Linked DNA regions of Mus musculus: region 2 is linked to region 1. A link is a contact called in ENCODE Hi-C or POLR2A ChIA-PET data. All regions are on one chromosome and are shown on one strand. Each heading gives the region's core, a stretch centred on a gene start or an enhancer-like site at or near the end of the contact. The rest is flanking DNA. Distances are from core to core; before and after follow the strand shown. Region 1 overlaps Asap1 (ArfGAP with SH3 domain, ankyrin repeat and PH domain1). Region 2 holds the start of Asap1 (ArfGAP with SH3 domain, ankyrin repeat and PH domain1).

Region 1 (6,727 bases), core at 2,030-4,529:
AAGTCATTTTCTCTGGCCCTGGTCCCCTGCTTCCCCCTACCCTGCCTGTCCCCCTCCCCTGCCCTGCCATATAGTCTATGTCATCCTGTTGTAAAAGGTTTACCCAATTTGACAGCTGGAAATACTGAGTCCTAGAATTGGGGTGGATCAGGAGAGGCCTCAAAGTTCAACTTCAGTAGTCTATTATAAATCTTACAGCTCAGGATGGGCCCCAAGAAATGCATAAAATCACGAGGGTTCACTGGCACAGGCTGGTTCACTGTGGCTGGTGTTGCCTGGAAGTCAGTGCTGTGTTGAGGAGTGCATGCTAGTGCTGAAGGGAGTGGCTGGTTCCTGGCCCGGGTTCAGGTTTGTATGATCTCAGTTGAGCCATTGACGTTATCTCTTACTTCTGCTCCCTTATCTAGGAAAGGGGCAGCATAAACATTTATGTTTCAGATTTTTTGGCACAGGCTAGAAAAGTTACACAATCAAGTGTGAGGATACAGTAGGTACACAGAATGCAATAATAATTTCGTTTTCAGGCAGAAAACAAATCTTAAGGATGGTTGGCTAAGCAAAATTATTTTAAATGGCGAGCTAGGGAGATGGCCCAGTTAGTAAAATGCTTGCTGTGCAAGCCTGAAGAACCCAACTTCAGATTCTCAGCACCCATTAAAAGCTGGGCAGGACCAAAGTAGTATGAGTCTGTAACACTTGGGCTTGGTGGTTGGAGGGTGGCGAGATGGCGATTGTTGCTGTTGGTTGGTGATGGTGGTGGTGGTAGTTGTTGTTGGTGGATCTTTGAAGCTTTCTCGCCAGCCAGTCTAGACAATTCTAAGCCAGGTTCATTAAGGGACCTTGTCTTAAACATAATATGCAGAAATAATTGAGGAAGATATCTGGGCATAAAGCTGTGGCATCTTCAGGCACATGCTTCACACACACACACACACACACACACACACACACACACACACACACACACACCTGCACACACTGAATGGATGGGAGAAGTGAGTAGGGGATGTGACCCAGACATGAGGTGACAAGAGAGAGACTGTTTCCAAGGAAACAAGGCTTTAGGCACCCTGCTTTCATAGTTCATCTATTACGAGTTTTTTTTTTTTCCAAATCCCGTTATGTTTTATTGTGCTTTGTTTTTAAAGCCAAGAGTACCATACAAGGTGGCATTAATTTTGCAGGTATGTTTTTAAGGTATATGAATTGTACTGTAGCTGTAAGGACTCGTGGCATTGTTGGAATTAGGTTTTGCTAGGAATGACATAAAAACCCAAGGGGCCCTTGGCTTTGAAAACTCAGCAGTTAAAGCACTTGTTGTGAAAGCATCACGACTGGCATTCAGATCCTAGAGCCCAAGTGAACGGTAGGCGGGCATGTCGGCCTGACGGTGATTCCAGCCTTGGAAGATGGAGTCAGGATCCTTGGACCAAGCTGACTACCAAGACAAAGTAAGCACTTGGTGAGTTCGAATGAGGCTTGAGAAAGGTTTCCTGACATTATTCACGCCCCCTCCAACACACACACACACACACACACACACACACACACATACACGAACCTGCTCATACATATGCCCACATACATGGGAACACTCATGCACACACATGCGCACCCACGGAAAAAATACAGATAGTGTACATATTCGTTTCTAAAAGTTTAGACGCAGGTAGTAGAGAGGCGCCACCGCAGTAATCTGTGAGGTCCTTTCTCTTGTTTCTGTGCTGTGTGGTTTTCCGTTTCCAAGGCTCTCATTGTCCATGCCAGTCCTCTTTTCCCTGGCCGTCAGACCAGAGGCAAACAGACACACCAAGAAGAAAGGCAGGGTATACGCTGCTTCTGCATGTATCTTGTTGGCCAAAATTGAATCCTCTGGATAAAATTAGTTGCAAAAGGGGGAAAAAAAGAAGACTTGGTTAAAATATAACCCTTATTCAGTGAGAGTAGACTTACCAAGTGTTGTCAGCATAGAAGGAGGGATTGACTAGACGAACCCATCTTTGACCGTGCTACTAACTGCTTACTGAATGGGTGCTGTTGAGAAGATGTGATTCTCTTAGCCAGACTGCTGCAGTTCTCATTGCTGGGCACAACTCAGGTGACCTTGACAATCTGCTGACCTCTCTGAGCCTCAAGATTTTTGTCTGTGAATCCCATTCATAGAGTTCTGCTAAGTGTTCTTGTGAATGAGCAGAGGCCAAGCTCTCGCCCTGTGCCTGGTGCACCATAAATGCCAAGCCCGCTTCCACGCTGCCTGCTGTTTGCAATCAGTGGTGATGCTTAGTGACTCGTCATTGTTTCCTCCACCACCCATGCCTATCTTCGCCTGCCTCTCTTACTGTTACCGCTGCCATTGCTGCTGTTGTAGCTTCCAAGACCCCCATTCCCACAGCCTCTGCTGGTCCGGACACTTCCCTCAGTGCTGTGGCTCCTCCCTCTATGCCTTCCACTCCTGGTGCAGTGCTACTTCTAGTCCCCTGAGCTCACTGACATACCACTCAGAGCATAGTAAGCTGCCATTTCAAAGATGAGAGGGAGACAGTGACTGGGACAGAGCAGATGTGATGAGCATGATACAAGTGCTGGCTTCTTTGTGTGTCAAATTCCACTTAAAATGGACGGTACTGTGTGTTTATCTTTTACTTCGGGAAAACATGTCCTTTCGGGGTACACCGGTGTCTTCATTGGTAAAGTGTGCGCTGTGCAAGCGTGAGGGTCTGAGTTTAAGCCCCTGAAGCTAGGTGAGAAGGACAAATGTGGTGGCACATGTCTGTCACCCCAGTGTTCAGGATGCAGAGACAGCCAATCTGTCTATACTTATTGAGTTCCAGGTTTGGTGAGAGACCCTGCTTCAAAAATTAAGGTGGAGAGAGATTGAGGAAGACTGAATCATGAACCTGTGGCCTACATACAGATGAACACACACATGTGTGTCTCTGTGTATCACACACACACAAACACACACACACCTTAGCTGTGATGGGACCTGAGTGGCATCACTCAGGTAATTGCAAGACTTGAATGTCTATCACTTAGATCCCTCCTTCTTTCACTGAAGGGACAAAATCCACTGCGTATCCCTGAGGCCCTAGGAACTGGGATGCAGGGTACATGCAGATGATGCGGCCTGTCTTGTGAAGCGCTGTCTCCTAGAGGTGAACACCAGAGCCTTCAGATTAAGTTCAGTGTGGGATGCCCTAGGGCCGCAGGGTGGGGCTGGAAGCCAGCCTAACCACTCCACTGAGTGACTGGTAGGGAAAAGTTCCCACATTAGTGGGTAGTCCAGTCACATGTGGCCCACATTCTGCCATGTAAAGCAGTGTTCTTTACCTCAGAAGGGGTCAGCTTTTCTTGTCTTGTCTGTCACTGTCACAGTTAGGAGCTGCCTGGCACTCCAAGCAGCGGGCTGCACTCTAGCTGTGAATTCAGTGTGGAAAAGGCAAGAATAGGAGTGGAGACTTCCTAAATTAGGCAAGACAGTGTGAATGAAGGAAAGAATGAGTAAGATCACACCACGTAGCAGAGCAGGTGTCATGGCTGGAGAAGAGGGAGAGAAACCAGAGTGTTCCTGTTTGACACCGATAACCCCAGGAAGGCAGAAAAAGCAGCCCGCTGTGACCTAGAGGGATTCAGAAACCAGCTGGCATTGCTTCTAGGGTTTTTCTTCGTACATACAAATGACCTAACTTCAGCCTGCAACCATCCACAGCCAAGCCCTGGGAAAATCCTCTGCCTTCCAAATGTCAGGGCAGACTCTATCGCTGTCATGCTGCCGGCTGTTCGGCCAAATTGAATTTCCCTGCATCCAGCTGATGTCCCTTTTTGGCCACAGGGCAGGGATCAGGAATGTGCACTGCACATGGACAGGAAACGTGTCCCAGAAGCCAAACACAAGGCTGACCTTTCAACTCTGCATTTCTAACATAGCAGAAAGGGTCAGGATGCCTTAGGGGTCTGGATGGGAAAGAAAAAGAAACGCATGATAGGAAAACAGTTTTTAAGTCCCATTGTGAAGGGCGTTTGGATATGATTGACGTGGTCTGAAAGTCCTGAGGCCACTTTCCAGTTTTGGCTGTTCTTCAGTTACTGTATTCGCCTCAACCCAAGAGCCTGGAAAGTATGATCCCGTTCCCTCTTCCTCCCTGCTTCCCTCCCTCCTGCCCTCCCTCTGCCCTCCCTCCCTCCCTCTCTCCCTTCCTTCTTGTAGAAAGTAGAAAGCTGCAGCATGCTGGATCCTGTGCAGAGCCCTGGAAATAAGTGAGAAGCCCTGAGGGCCAAGCCTCTCTGAGCATCATTCATGTTCAGTCAATGTTTTAAAAGCTCTATGCATTCTACAAATGCCTATATTTTCTTTTTTTAAGTTTGTTTTTAAAATTAATATTTTTGTTAACGTGTATGATGGATTTCAATCTGACATTTTTATATACAGATATCCTTGTGTATTGGTATTTTTATAACCCCACTAGTACCCCTCTTCTTCCTCATATTTCTTCTTCACAGTGGTCCTCTTCCTCCCACAGCAAAGCCCCCCTTCTACTTCTGTGTGTGTGTGTGTGTGTGTGTGTGTGTGTGTGTGTGTGTATGTGTGTATATATGTGTGAATGTGTGTATTGTGTGAGTGTGTACATATGTGTGTGTGAATACATGTATTGTATGTGAGTATATGTGTGAATGTGTGTGTGAGTCCTGTTTTCTCAAGTGTCTTAATAGCATAGAGTTGGTTCTACCTCTTAGGGTATTGTTTCTGTTTTGATTTTCCAGGTGAAGAGGCAAGTACTGTATCACTAAGATACTTCCTAGCACCCTTTTGAAAGTACAGGGCTGGAAAGATGGCTCAGTAGGTAAGAGTACTGGCTGCTCTTCCAGAGGACTGGGTTCAATACCCAGCACTTATAGGGCAGCTCACAAATGTCTGCAACTCCAACTCCAGGGCACCCAACACGCTTACACAGACATACATGCAGGAAAAACAGCAAGGCACATAAATGCACATAAAGGAAAAAATAAATTAAAAGGAGATATTTTCTCAAAAAAAGAAAAAGAAAAAGAAATACTTCGTCCTTCATTTCTCTCACCTGCTCACTCCACACAGCACTTTCTGAGACCCACCATGAAGTGTCAGGCACTGTACCAGCTGCTAGGATACCAAGATGACTGACACACACTTCCCATTTATTGGAACTCAGAGGAAGGCTAGCACAGTGAGCTCCCCAGGGCTACTCTAGTCCCTGCAGGCAGGTTTCACCCAACAGAGGTGGTCCTGTTCTGCATTACAGAAGGCTAGGGGTTTGGAGCCAGGGGTCAGTAGGCCACAGTCTCTGACACCTGCAGAGAGTTGCCTCACTCACCCCTAGCTCCTGTATTTGCTTTCTGACCTTGGTGCTTCTGGACTGGCAAACATGCTACCTGTTTCTGCAATGGAGTAAATTTTTTTTCTCCTGCCTGTAAGAACTGCAGTGGTACTAGATTTAGGGTTTTTTGTTTGTTTGTTTGTTTGTTTGTTTGTTTGTTTTTCTACTTCCCTGTGACCTCACCTAAATGTATACCTGATTGATCTGCAAAGATCCTGGGTTTTGTTGTTGTTATTTGTTTGTTTGTTTTGAGATAGGGTCTCGTTAGCTCAGGCTGCCCTGAACTTGTTATGGAGTCAAAGTTTGGCCTTTGAACTCCTGATCTTTCTGGTTCTACCTCCCAGGTATTAGGATTACAGGTGAATGCCAGCCTGCACAACTTACATACAGATCCTGTTTTCAAATGAATGGTCACATTTATGAATGCTGGGAAGTGGGACTTAACTTTTATGGGGCAATATAATGTATTACAACATAGCTCAGGACACTTTGTGAGGCTGTGACATCTGGGTTGCCACCCTACACGCTTGCTCTTTCAGTGGTGTCTTTACAGGTAAAGGGTGCAGGTCTGGAGAGAGGCACCGCTGATCATTTGGATGCCTGTTTCTGATTTCTAGCTGGGAAACTTGACTGGTGGGTGCTCCCTTGTGCATTAACAGGAAGTCCCTGTGGGATTCCATGCTGGTAGCTCCTTCTAGCTGCTGTCACCAGTGTTGTTTCCTAGGCTGGTAGGTGAGGGCATTGAATTCTGGGCAGAGACCTGCCTAAGGAAGTGATTCCCTACTGACAGTGCAGGCTGGTTGTGTGGCTCGGGCACATTTCCTTGCCAGTCTGCCCCAGGCAATGTATCTGTCCTTTGATGCTAGGGGTCTTTGTGAAGGTAGCTAGACTCAATGTTGGAAGGATAACCTGGCTCATGGTAAGCTAGTAGATACCTGTGCTGGGATACGACAGGATGCATTATCTCCCCACCCCCAGCCCCTCAAAGGCATTAGCCTGGCTGACCCAGCACATTTCCCATTGTAAAAGCCCCAAAGGCTCAAGTTCACCCTGTAAGGAAGTCCGTCCTCATTTTGCTGTCACTTCCCTCAGGAAAGCGTGTTAGTCACGATCCGTCTAAATGCAGCTTAAGGAGGGAAGTGTGTTTTTGGCTCACAGGTCACAAGCACAGGCCCTCCTTGTGGGGACGGCATGGCAGCATTGCGGCGGGGCTGTGGACACACGGCAACTTCAGTCAGGAATCGGAGAGATGGATGCTGGCACTCGGCTCACCTTCTCCTTTTTGTTCACTCCAGGATCTCAGCTCACAGGAAGGTTCTGAAGCCATAGTTAGGGGAGGTCTTTCCTCCTCAGTTAACCCAATCTGGGAACTCCCG
Region 2 (6,727 bases), core at 1,593-4,092, 37 kb before region 1:
CACTCGTTCCACAACCCACTGCAATCTGGCTTCCGATCCCTTTGCTCCATCCACACAGCCCCGGTAGAAGTCAGTAGCCTTGCACTGTCCAGTGCAATAGATGCTCATCTCTCGATCCTCACAGGACTGAATTTTCTGGGATATTTATGAGTGTTGGCCATCTCCTGTCTTTGAGAGTAATTTCTTCCCTTGACCCCCTGGTCCTTTCCTGCTTCCGTCTTCCATGCGATTTAAGAGTATATTCAGCTACAGCTGGTACCCATGGCTTCAACTCCCAGGAAAGGCAGTATGGATAGCAAAGAGTTAGGAGACTAGAGCTCCTCCACTCACTAACTATTTGGCTTCAGGCAAGTCACTCAACATTCAGGTGCCTCAGTTTCCTTAACTATAAAATAGTGCAAAAGTGTTTTAGTCTTTTTGGTTTCTGTTACTGAACGTGCACCTTACCTTCCAGTATTACCCAACTATGAGGCCTGTTCATGCTATCTTGGCTCAGGCACATAGGGAGTGCCCAGACAGTCAGCGTGAATTTATAGATAACATGCTGTTCTGAATTGAGTTGTCTCAGAAGCAAAACTGGAGACCAGGAGTTAGGTACGGTTACTTCATCTGGGAAGTGAACCCAAGCAGAACAAAGGAGGGAGGAGAAAAGGGGGGAGGGGTGAATAGTGAAAGGATGGGTTAATTTCTTGCTTGTCTGTTTGGAGAACAAATGCAAAGAAACTATTGGGTCCCTTGGCCAATGCTAAGCAGATTTAATTCACCTTGGTCCTAAGGCCTTCCTTAGAGCAAGGGGTCATTAATGTGGACCCTTCCCTTCCCTTCCCTTCACTGCAGAATGGCTTGCCATTTAATATGACATATAATGCAACAAGTAGTCTTTTTGGTTTTTTGAGACTGGGTCTCAAGCAGCTTAGGTGAGGTTCAAATTCCCTATGTATCTAAACACGACCTTGAACTTCTCATCCTTCCGAGAGCTGGGAGTACAGGCATGTGCCACCATGCCCTGGCCCAATAGTCAAGACCTTTAATGAGGAGATGCTGGGGAAGCACAGAGGAGGGCATAATTAACTGGTGATGTGCCAAAGAGACTACAGTTATGTCAACTGACAGTCCTAATTGTTCACAGCGTTCATTTCCCAGGACCATTAGCAGAGCCCACTGGAGCTTCTTCCATTACACTGAACACTTCACATCAAGTCTCTGAGTAAAGGATTCAGGGAGCTGAGGGAGAGAGTGAATTGGCATGCTTGGATGACAGATTTGGATTTCTAGTCTTTGCCCCTTATATCCAACATGTGCTGACTGAGGGGCTCCCATGTGCTCGTATGGTTCTTGGCACTGAGAGTGGGAACACAAGAGACAGTCAAGAATTCTGCTGTGATGCAGCTTAGCCATGGGGAAATGTTAAGCAAGCATCCGGAAAGATACAATAGAGACAGGAGCTATGCAGCAACAGGACCAGGGGCAGGATGTTGGGAGAGGTGCGGGTGGTGAGGATGTGGGGGTGTCAGACACAGTGGATCAAACGGTGAACTGTGAGGGCCCGACTTCTGCTCTGTGATTTATCTGCCGACCTCAGTTGGGTAGAGGTTCTTTCCAATAGGATGGTGGCTATGAGGGGCAGGCATTCCAGGTTCTTGGGGCCCAGCTTGGAGCTTTACCTGTGACCTGTAACTACAGAAAGTGTTGAAGAAGAGACATGCCTTTGGGTGCCAAGCACAGGTCTGTTTGTCCTTGGGAGATAGAGCTGGTACCCAAGTTTCAGTTCCCAGCATGGTCATTTCAGTTCTCACTTGCCCACACGCGGTCCTTCCTCTATGTCTTGAGAGTCAGAGGAATCTCAAACACTCAAGTAAAACCACCAAACTGCAGCCTACAGGTAAAGTGTGGCATTTCCTCGGGAAACCACAATGAATCACTCCCCATGGCAGCCCAGACTCCCTGGCTAGTTCTCCTAACCCCCCTGGAGCAGCTCAAGGCTTATTAACGCGCCCTCCCCCCAAGTCTCCCACCCTCAGGTTAAGAACAAAATCTCCAATCTTGTGAGGCCTGGTGAGTTTCTAATTTTACCAGAAAGGGGTCTCTACTACGCAGTGGCTGATCTTTTCTTCTTCAGACAGCAGTTTCTGGAAGACTCAAAGAAAAATAATCACCAGTAATTAGGGAGAAACTGACACCCTTGGGCCAGACCTGCCCCCGAGCTAGGTCCACACAGACATGCAGAACACACAGCCCACAAGTTAGAAGCCTCCCTTCTCTGACATCTCTAGTGTGCAGTAATACCCAAGCACAGATATCATTGATGTCTCCAACATGCCAGTCTAAGCATCTTGTTTTCAAATTAAGTCTACGAACACTCCTTTCTTGATTGGGAAACTAAGCCTCAAGGAAGTATCACTTGCAGGAAAGAGAAAAAGGCCATTTTCCAACCAGGGTTCAGAGCCTGGAATGCTCGAATGCTAGCCAGATCATCTCTGTGCTATCCAAAAGGTTTTGCCTCCAGGCACTGGGTAAGAAGATAGAAATCCACGGAAAGGAACAGGAGAAAGTAGCCTAGGAGAAGACAGTGCAGGATGGGAGAGAGGCCACAGTCTTTTGGTGTCCCAGCTTTAGCAAGCCCCACTTCAAGGCCAAGGTTCTCTGCTGATAAGCCCCACCTCTGCCTTCTGTGGCCAAGAAGGAGGCCCACCCCATGAATCTCCTACACTGCCCTATACTCCTGTGCCCTGAAGTGTGCCCGGCGGGCCAAGGGTTAAACGCGGCGGGAGCCCCCGGAGCGGGGCAGCCGCGGGCCGGGAGTGCTTAGTCAGGATTCCGATTTCCTGCCGAAGTGTTTGGATTTCCTGCAGCCCGCTCCCGCCGCCGCCACCGCCGCCGCCGCCGAGCGGGCTCGAGAGAGCGGCTCCGCGTCGCCGGCCTCCTCCTCCCCCCTCCTCGGCACATGGTCGCCCGCCCCTTCCTGCGCCGCGCTCGGCTCCCGCGCCTCGCCCGGCCTCGCCGCGCCCGCGATGGAATAATGCCCAGCGGCCCGCCCGGTCCCGGTGAGTGGCGAGGCGGCGGGGCGGCGGGAACAGGCGCGGTGGGGCGCTGCACGGCCACCCGCACACCCCCTGTGGGCTCCGGGTGTCCCCGTCCGTCCGCAGAGCACCAGCCGGGGGCGTGCGGGGCGCGCGGCCGGCTCTGCAGGGGTTGGCCGGGCGGCCCGGGGATTCCGCAGCCGCAGCGCCGGAGCGCACGTTCCCCTGCTCCGCGGAGGAGACCCGGGTTGGGGGTGTGCGCCCGGGGCGCAAGGCTCCCCGCTCCGGGAGGAGGCCCGGGCAGACGCCGGGGCGCTCCCGGAGTCCGCTGGGGCGCTTTCTCTGTCCTCCCGGGCACTCTCCCCTCCCATTGGGACTCTCTCCTTCTCCTCTGGGGTGCTCTCCCGGCCCTTGGGGGCGCTTTCCTTCTCCTCGGCACTTTTCCCGGTTCTCCAGGGGCGCTCTCTCCCTGCGCGGCGGGGAGGCGCGGGCATTGGCCGCCGCATTGTCTCGGGCGCAGCGGAGGAAAGTTCCCCTCGGCGCGGGTCCCGGCCTGGACATGGCGCTGCCTGGCAGGCCCCAGACCACTTAAAAGGAAAAGAAACAGGGAATGGGGGGGGGGGGGGGAGTGGTAATTCCCCTTGGGAGCTGAGAAGTGCCTTATGTCTTCTTCCGCTTGTACCATTTTGGAACCTGATGCTTTTTATGAGAGCAACAGTAAGTTTAAACGAGAGCGAGAAAAAAAATAGAAAGAAAGAAACTAGCTGGTATCTGGTTTTCTGCTGTTTAATCCATCCAGAGACATCATCTCACGCCCTCGTAGGGCGGGTTCTTTTTATCAAGGAAAGGCTTAGCCAGGTCTAGACCAAGTTAACTTGACCTTAGCCTTAGCTGTACAGATGCAAAAGACCATTTCCCCCCTTCCATCGACTCCATCAGGTTGTGTTAGCAGGATTGCTTCTGGGATAGCAGTGGTACAGGATTGCTGAGTAATGTTTTGAGATTGTAAAACACAGCATGTAATTCTTAGGCCAGTTTCATGTCTATCCTAGCCTGAGTGGCCAGGTCTTCTTGGCGGGCCGTTGGAAGGCCCCTGTGTAGTGGCCATTGGGAGAGGGGCTTGATGGGGGGTGGGGTGCTATAGAAGAAAAGAATCTCGGAAAACAACTGTTTTCTCTTTTAATGTGGAAGAGATTCAGAAAGATTCTATGGACACAACTACTTGGTGGCCTGGCCAGGAATAGCTTACTTCCAAGCCTCTAAACTCCCTGGCCTGGCCACCCTGATTATGCCAGATTGTGATCTGCCAGCCCTAAACCAGGAGTGTTACTGTGTCTTTCAACTCTCTCCACTTTAGCACCTTCTCCTGTTCTCTTATCTGTTATTGCTGTTGTTTCTGAGCTATGCAGTTATCTCAAAGAACATATTTTGAGATAAGGGGTTTTAAAATTACCCTGTTTAGAAATGCATAATGGTTTTTAGTACTTGTATGGTAATTTTAAAAAATCTAAGAAAGAAAGGAAGAAAGAAAGGAAGAAAGAAAGGAAGAAAGAGAAAAAGAAAAAAGTATTGTCCAACTTCTGTTCACTGACACAAGTGGATTTGGGATTCAGCTTTCAAGTGGATTTGAAGCATACAATTGTAGTTATTATATGGGTGTGTGTGTGTGGGGGGGTGCTTTTCTCTATTCTCTCATTTTGTTTGAAACAGATGAACTCCAAGCCAGCATTGTCTTGACACAGAATGTGCTGTGAGATTTTTTCAGAAGTCTCAATTCTGAATCTTCCTCTCTCTGTGAGCTAGGCAGCCCACCTAGTTCCCTCTTCTTGAAAGCTCAGTGGCTGGCTTTTCCTCTTTAGTATGTGATAATGTTAGAGAGAAAGGACTTTTTCACAAGCTTGCCATTTGGTGAAGGAAATTGAAATTCCTTACACCTCTCCAGCCCTCCACAACCACAGCCAGCTAGATTTTCAAAACCAGTGCAGGCCCTGCAGGCCCAGAGATGAATGTGTGCATTCAGGCTGAGCCCTCCTAGTCCAGACCCTCCTCCCAGCTGGCTGCTCCATGTTGCACCCAGGTGGCTGTGGTCTGGGGGACATGAGAGGCCCCCTGTCCCTGTGCTGTTTGTGGGTTTTCCCAACCAAGGTCTCATTGTGTCAGATGGGATCTTCCTGGGCCCCTTACATTTTCTCCTTCCGTCTTCTTTTCCTCTCACTGGGGTATCTGACGATAGCTCCAAGGTCTTTTCTAGAAATCTGCCTAGATAATCCCTACATGAGCAATGCTGACAGTGACATCTCACACTTATTAAGCACTTGTTGTATGCTCTAGACTTGTTGCCTCCTAAGATGGACTAAGAGAGTGTTGGGGATATGGCTCCGTGGAAAAGTGTTTGCCGTACAAGCGTAAAGACCTGAGTTCAAATCCCTAGCATGCCTGTAAAAAGCCAGATGTCCCGGGAAATCTAGCACCCACAGAGTGAGTGGGTGAAGACAGCATGGTTGCTTGAATTTGCTAGCATGCCTTGGCCTAGCTTTGGGTACAGTGGAGACCCCATATGACTCCTGTGTTCAGTCATTGGTACATGCATTCAGGCAGATGTGCATATATGTCTGTCTGTCTCTGTTTGTCACACACACACACACACACACACACACACACACACACACACACACGAGTGCCCCCCCCCCCAAAAGAGGGGACTCCTTGGGAGTCTTTCCCAGAAAGGACAGCCTTTCTCAAATTCATCTGGATGGAGTCATTCTTTCTTGTATGCAGTAAACATTTGCTAAGTGGCTCTATTGTGGGAGGTAGTAGTCATGCAAAGATGAATAGCACCCTGTTCTCAAGGCCTCATCTTTTCTGCCCCATCTTTCATTGTCAGAATTATACTCTTTCATTTAATTAATCAATTCCCCAAACATCCACTGAGTACCACTGTTCTACGCTAAGCCATGCACGGAGTCCCCATGAGACAGCGAGGACCAGGATCAATGAGGCCCCACCCTCCTGGGGCTTGTATTCCATTAGAGGACCTGGGCATCTGGGAAGAAGCTGGTGACTTGTAAAGAACGAAAACTTGTGGGATGTAAGTTACTCAGGAAATCGGCGAAAGAAGAGGAGGGTGTGAGTAGAGTGTTGGCTCTTGGTTTACCAGAGAAAGCCAGGTCTGAGGCTGGAAGATAGAGGAGTAGCTAGGCTGAGATGTAGGGGAAGGACATTCCGAGGCGATGGGTAGGAATATACAAAGCCTTCTGTGCACAGGGGGGCTCCAAGTATTCCAGGGAGTGAGCCGAGTCAGGAGCTCTGAGGTGAATATCGCAAGCTGAGGTTGTTTTAGAGCCCCGTTCACACAGCTTGGATCCTCCCACCAAAGGACGCATTACTGGGTTTAGGCTCAGGAGTAGACTCTGGACGTTTGGGAGAGCCTGCTTCATGAAGAGCGGGTCATAGAAACAAAGAGTAGGTGCAGCAAGGCTGCATTAAGATGCCGTTTTTGCTATTCCAGGAAAGGGTGATAGAGCAGACCGGGAGTGGTTGCAGTGGAGGCGGGAAGGAGCTAGTGAGTTGCAGTTAGGACATGGAGAGAGAACTGATACATGCGATGGATTCTATAGAGATGATGGGACATGGTTGGGGGTGGGGGGGGCGGGGCTCAAATATGGGTCCTCTGACTCTATCTCAAGCAGCTTGGGGCATGGTGGCCT

Evidence for each region. Hi-C counts contacts between places; a loop is a spot of excess contacts on that map. ChIA-PET counts read pairs that join two places held with the same protein, here RNA polymerase II (POLR2A).
Region 2: a loop to region 1 is called in a map of heart, with 2.6 times the contacts of the local background. The contact joins the promoter of Asap1 here to the enhancer-like site in region 1. A Hi-C loop is called at or near these places in 2 of 37 maps with a recorded cell type or tissue (both heart). POLR2A ChIA-PET finds 5 or more read pairs at or near these places in 1 of 5 experiments (Patski).

Annotation. Positions count from the first base shown.
Region 1 is chr15:64,342,367-64,349,093 of GRCm38, reverse strand. All of the region lies in intron 2 of Asap1 (ArfGAP with SH3 domain, ankyrin repeat and PH domain1), which reads left to right. Among named protein-coding and RNA genes, the nearest start is that of 1700010G06Rik, 32 kb to the right of the region's middle. Within about 2 kb of position 3,279, at least 3 of the 3 ENCODE cell types and tissues checked have a DNase peak (open chromatin) inside an H3K27ac peak, as active enhancers do; they include heart, where a contact is called at or near this core.
Region 2 is chr15:64,379,034-64,385,760 of GRCm38, reverse strand. Asap1 (ArfGAP with SH3 domain, ankyrin repeat and PH domain1) reads left to right here and starts at 2,842. Exons shown (of 31, transcript NM_010026.3): 1 at 2,842-3,044.